Linked DNA regions of Homo sapiens: region 1 is linked to region 2. The links are chromatin contacts, found by Hi-C or POLR2A ChIA-PET in ENCODE. All regions are on one chromosome and are shown on one strand. Each heading gives the region's core, a stretch centred on a gene start or an enhancer-like site at or near the end of the contact. The rest is flanking DNA. Distances are from core to core; before and after follow the strand shown. Region 1 has its middle 680 kb from the start of MIR924. Region 2 holds the start of PIK3C3 (phosphatidylinositol 3-kinase catalytic subunit type 3).

Region 1 (2,700 bases), core at 132-2,631, 3.0 Mb before region 2:
CCTTTCCTGAAGGTTAAGATGTGAGATAATGGCAAAGATAAAATTTTAAATGCCTTCCCTACAAGAACAATAAGAGAAGAATAAACCGAGCTACTTGAAAATTTTTTTATTAGTGCATAGGGCTGGTCTGGATAGTCACCTCTGTGCCCCCATCTCTTTTCACCCATCTCTTTCTAAAAAGGTAAGGTCAGGTTTATCTGGAACTTGTCTTCTCCTTCAGACTCCATCCACAATACCACCTGGAAGAGAGCCCTGTAGAAAGCATTTATGGAAATATAGAAAATAGAGTTCAGCCCTTTCCTGGTCTGTGAAATCAAGAGACACTCAAGAGGAATTGAGATTACTGAGTTTCTGCTAATTGCTAAGGATCCTCAGGGTCAACAACCTGTCACCTTTCAATGCACAACTAACCTCCAATAAGGGTAGTGTTGAATAAATTAGTTAGGACATATGCCCAGGAGGGGAATAAGAACAGCAGAGTATCCTGTCCAGGAAGGAAGCATTTTTACCATGTTCAGCATAACCTTATAAGCGTGGTGGGAAAAGCCTTTGTTATTTGAGCCCATAAAAGTCTGTGGCCTCCTCTCTGGAAACATTACTTCCTCTACCTCTCAAATGCCAGTTTTAAAATTTTATTCCTTTGCCTACCGTGTTTCTGAAATGAACCCCCACCCCCCACCCCCAATGTTGTTGACTTTACTTCTACTTATTATTCTTTACTGACCAGGTGCCAACTCTTCTGAGAAGCCTCTGTGAACTGCTTCTCAACAGGATTAGCCACTTTATTTTTCTCACCTCCTCCCTTAATGGCATTTCCATTATTGCTGGCATTTTGCTGTAATTTAATTATTATTGTCTAGGTCTTTTGCCTCCTCTCTTCAGCATCTGCCTCTCAACATCAAACTAAGAGTTTCTTGAGGCTAAGTCTCCAATCTTTCATCTTCCCATCCTGGAAAATCTGAGCTACTGGTGTGCAGTAAAGCCAAATGTGTGCAAACAGAAGTGATGAAATTCAGAATTATTTGAATGATTTTCTTAAATCAGCAAAGAGAACAAACTTTTGCAGATGCCCTGTGTGATAAGAAGCACACTCATTCAACAAGTTTAGAACATCCATTTAATCCTGCTCTTTTCTTGCTAATATTCAAATTTCTTTAGTTGACTTGTATTTCAGGACCTTGTTGAAAAAATAACAATATTCTAGATTCTAGAGTCTAGAAAAGTAGGATCAACCTTTGACATATATCAGAATTGAGGGACTAAGTGGCTAAGTTGGCTGGACTTCCTGGGTCAACAGGGACTTCCCCAGGGGGACTTTCCCCTAAGCCAAAATGAGTCATAGCTGCAAGGTACGGGATTGAAACTTCACCCAATCAACAGGGACTTTCCCCTAAGCCAAAATGAGTCATAGCTGCAAGCGAAGGGATTAAAACTTCAACCAATGAAAGGGGACTTTCCCCTAAACCAAAATGAGTCATAGCTGCAAGCTAAGGGATTGAAATTTCAAGCAATCAAAGGGGACTTTCTTCTAAGCCAAAATGAGTCACAGCTGCAAACTAAGGCATTGAAACTTCAACCAATCATATAGGGAGTTTAAGCTCTAGCTGCAGCCTGATGTTTTTAACCAAGCAGGCCCACCAACCCACAAGCGGATAGAAAATAAGCTAATCCTACAGGACAGGAAAAGGAAAAGGGGAGGAGTCATAAGGGGACATAAGCCTAAGACACCCAAGCCAGAAACGGCAGCCATTCCGGATCCCCATGGAAGCTTTACTTTCTCTTTTGCTTTACTTTCGCTTTTGCTTTACTTCCGCTTTTGCTTTACTTTCGCTTTTGCTTTACTTTCACTTTCGCTTTAATAAATCTTGCCGCAGCACACTCTTTGGGTCTGCGCGTTTCTCTAATCGAGCTATAACATTAGCCGCTGTGGTCCAGGGCTTCATTCCTTGAAGCCCGTGAGACCATGAATCCTTCAATTGAGAAAAACCTTCAATAGGAAGACTTCTCATCTCAGAATCTTCTAGGGGAGATTGTTAAAGCTCAAGTTGTTGGGCCCAACCCTAGAGATTCTGATTCAGTAGTTTGGGGTTAGGGTCTGAGAATTTCAGGTGATGTATTCAGGTGACGCAACTGACAGTGATGCTGCCTGTCCTGGGACTGTGCGCTGAAAGCCACTGCTCTACAGTGCAATTAGCTGCAGTTTAGAGTTAGAGAAGGACATTCGAACTGTGCTTCATTTCTAGGCAGAGGCTGGAGATTTTCCTTCACAGCTCACGCTTTGGCTTGGCAATAATCTCAATCATTGTGTCATTTTGCTAGGACTCAGCAGGGGTGAGGGAGGCAAACTGCTAATATAGTGGAAAAGGGTCTGCATTTTGTTAACCTTGTGTAAGTGAAGTTCACAAAAGATTTGTCTTCTTAGGCATTCTTTTCTTGGACTTCTTCAATCAACCCCAATGCACGTGATTATAACAGAAAGGCTCCTGGTGGATCCTTTTGTAACATGTAACATCATTCTTTTAAAGCAAATAAGGGGCCATTAGACAGAGATAGTTTGTACCAGAAGCTCTTAGTTAAGCAAACTGAAACTTAACTTGGAGTCATTTCCTGTAATTGACTTACAGAAATAAAACAAAAGAACTTCAAAACAAAACAAAAGAGCTTCCACCAATAACAAACATTCAAACAGCCAATTGGTTA
Region 2 (2,700 bases), core at 114-2,613:
CTAAAAAATACAAAAAATTAGCCGCGCGTGACGGCGGGCACCTGAAGTCCCAGCTACTTGGGGGGCTGAGGCAGGAGAATGGCATGAACCTGGGAGGTGAAGCTTGCAGTGAGCCGAGATCGCGCCACTGCACTCCAGCCTGGGCAACAGAGAGACGGGCACTCCAGCCTGGGCAACAGAGCGACTCTGTCTCAAAAAAAAAAAAAAAAAAAAAAAAAGAAATGACATAGCAGTTTGGGAGGCCAGGGCAGGCAGATCACTGGAGGTTAGGAGTTTGAGACCCGACTGGCCAACATGGTGAAACCCCATCTCTATTAAAAATACAAAAATTAGCCTGACTGGGTGGCGGGTGCCTGTAATCCCAGCTACTTGGGAGGCTGATGCAGGAGAATCGCTTGAACCCAGGAGATGGAGGTTGCAGTGAGCCGAGATGGTGCCAGCCTGGGCGACAATAGCAAAACTCCATCTCAAAAAAAAAAAAAAAAAAGAAATAAAGGCATAGAAAATGGAGACTTTCATTCAATATCATCATTAATAACCAGTAAGTAGGAAGTATTAAACTCAGCAATGCATTAGACAGCTAGCGGGGCAAGACACGGAAGTAAATGGCACACTGGTCTTACCTTCCAAGAGTTTTCAATCTAATTGGAAGGGAGTATTACAATTTTAGATTATAATAATTATAAAAACAAACATTATAGGAGCTCAGAGGGTTTAGAGATCTGTGTTCTGTAGTTATTACAGGAGGCCTCTAGATTCTAACTTGGGTTAGGGCTTGAAACTACATTGAATTTGAATATTCCCAGTTTAAACATGCACGCAAGTATTATGTCCAAAGTAGCATGAATACTGACAACACCAAACATGAAACCCAGATTTATTTATTCTCTATTTAGTCCTTTCCCTACTCTTTAGAGCAGAAAGAGAAAATCCTTGCTTGAGATAGCAAATTAGTGCTACACTTTTTGGGAAGGCCACTGGAATTTAAACCTGGCAAAATTCCAATTTTTGTGCTTGTAACCTGTTTAGCCGGCAGCCAGTGAAAGCTGTTATAATTCTTTTTGAATTGAATTTTCTTTCGTATTGTTTTAGGTACAGCTCAAGCTCAAATGATAGCGTCTCTTTTTCTTTAAAAAAAAAAAAAAGTGCTGTCAAGACAGGAAAACTGGAATGTAACCAGATTAGCCGTTTCCCGTATACATTTGCCCTTAAGCAAGATGGTGGGCGCCTTGTGCACATGCGCGGAAGGGTTGTTTCGGCGGGGAGTTCCGCCGCGTCGGAACTCGCTCCGGGCGTGGATTGGCGGCTTGCTGGCGGGGGCGGAACCGGAAGTTCCGTGTTGTGGGGCTCAGCTGGTTCATTTATGTTGTTTTTCCTGTACCTAAGTTCCCGCTGTAGGTGGTACCTTTGCAGACGGTGCGATGGGGGAAGCAGAGAAGTTTCACTACATCTATAGTTGTGACCTGGATATCAACGTCCAGCTTAAGATGTAAGAGAACACTCGGGACAGGGAGTGGGATTGCTGGGGCGTAGGGACGTGGGGGCAGGGGCCTGTTGGGAGTGAGAGGCAGAAAGTACGTGACTCGTCTCAAGGCCCAGATTGGGGGCGGCTGTGAGGGCTGTAGCCAGGGAGGCGCGAGAGAGTGGATCGTGGAGAGGGGCTCTTTTGGAAAAGGATTTAATACGTGGTCTCCGTGAGAAGCACAGCAGTAGGAATAGCCCTTAAGTTCCGCTGTATTTTACAGTCTTTAAAGTTTTTGCTGTTCAGCCTTTTGAGAGTTTATTACTATTTCATTGTAAATTAAGAAATCAAGTCTCGTCGTAAGTAAGAGGACGATCTTTATTTTGGAACGGGGCTTGTAGGGTGGAATGAAGGCTTCAGAAATTATGGAGAGGTAGACACAGGCAGATGCGATAGTTGAGAATAAGATGAGCACATGGTGTATTAGCACGGGAGGTGATAGAGGCCTAGAGTGAATCTTTGGGTAGTATGGCAGTGTTTAGTCAGGGAAGTTGGGAGTAAGTCGAAGATGAGGGTTCCAGTTTCAAAGGTACCAAGAAGATAGGAGAAAAGAGTCTTTGCAGGAAAACGTTGGGGCACCACGGCTGAAGTAAAGGTCAAGGGCGTGATATCTTGAGATGAGGATAATAGAACTGGTATAATGACGAGGGATGCACAAGACAGAGTTGGAAATTATGTCCCTTTTAAGGTGGTCATGTAGGAGTGTTGTCAAAGCTATCACAAATTATTGACCATAGCATCATCCATAATTAATAAACATTTCTTGTGTATGTTCAATTAATATTCAACAAATATGTGTCGGTCAAAGGCCTGCAGTAAGTGATAGATAAATTTTCTCAGTTGTCTGATGTACCTTTGAATGATCATTTCATTTTATTTTCAGAAGTCCCTTATTCGCTGACAAATACTTTACTTTTTAGTTTGTGGTGGTGGTGGTAAAAGTAATATGTCAACAACCACCTTGTACCTTTGTATGATACTTTATACACTCATTTAAGGTATTTTCCATAGCATACACCACTAGTAGTTTATACAGGATCAATATTGATAAAGGGCTTTCCTTCAGCTTGATGCTCAGTATTTCTTGGATATATGAATGCATTTTTTGAAATGTTTGAACATTAAAAATAAAGAAAAAGCCAAAAAAACCGGTCCCTTTTTTTTTTTTTTTTTTTTTT

What was found. Hi-C counts contacts between places; a loop is a spot of excess contacts on that map. ChIA-PET counts read pairs that join two places held with the same protein, here RNA polymerase II (POLR2A). Pooled maps may share reads with other maps.
Region 1: a loop to region 2 is called in a map of CD8-positive, alpha-beta T cell, with 7 times the contacts of the local background. The contact joins the enhancer-like site here to the promoter of PIK3C3 in region 2. A Hi-C loop is called at or near these places in 3 of 168 maps with a recorded cell type or tissue (CD4-positive, alpha-beta memory T cell, CD8-positive, alpha-beta T cell and lower leg skin) and 13 of 50 pooled maps. POLR2A ChIA-PET finds 5 or more read pairs at or near these places in 1 of 52 experiments (activated T-cell).

Annotation. Positions count from the first base shown.
Region 1 is chr18:38,939,615-38,942,314 of GRCh38, forward strand. No RefSeq gene overlaps it. Among named protein-coding and RNA genes, the nearest start is that of MIR924, 680 kb to the right of the region's middle. RefSeq lists enhancers at 775-1,974, 1,225-1,634, 1,685-1,874. Within about 2 kb of position 1,382, at least 8 of the 41 ENCODE cell types and tissues checked have a DNase peak (open chromatin) inside an H3K27ac peak, as active enhancers do; they include CD8-positive, alpha-beta T cell, where a contact is called at or near this core.
Region 2 is chr18:41,953,871-41,956,570 of GRCh38, forward strand. PIK3C3 (phosphatidylinositol 3-kinase catalytic subunit type 3) reads left to right here and starts at 1,364. Exons shown (of 25, transcript NM_002647.4): 1 at 1,364-1,489. The coding sequence starts at 1,422. RefSeq lists an enhancer at 1,142-1,321.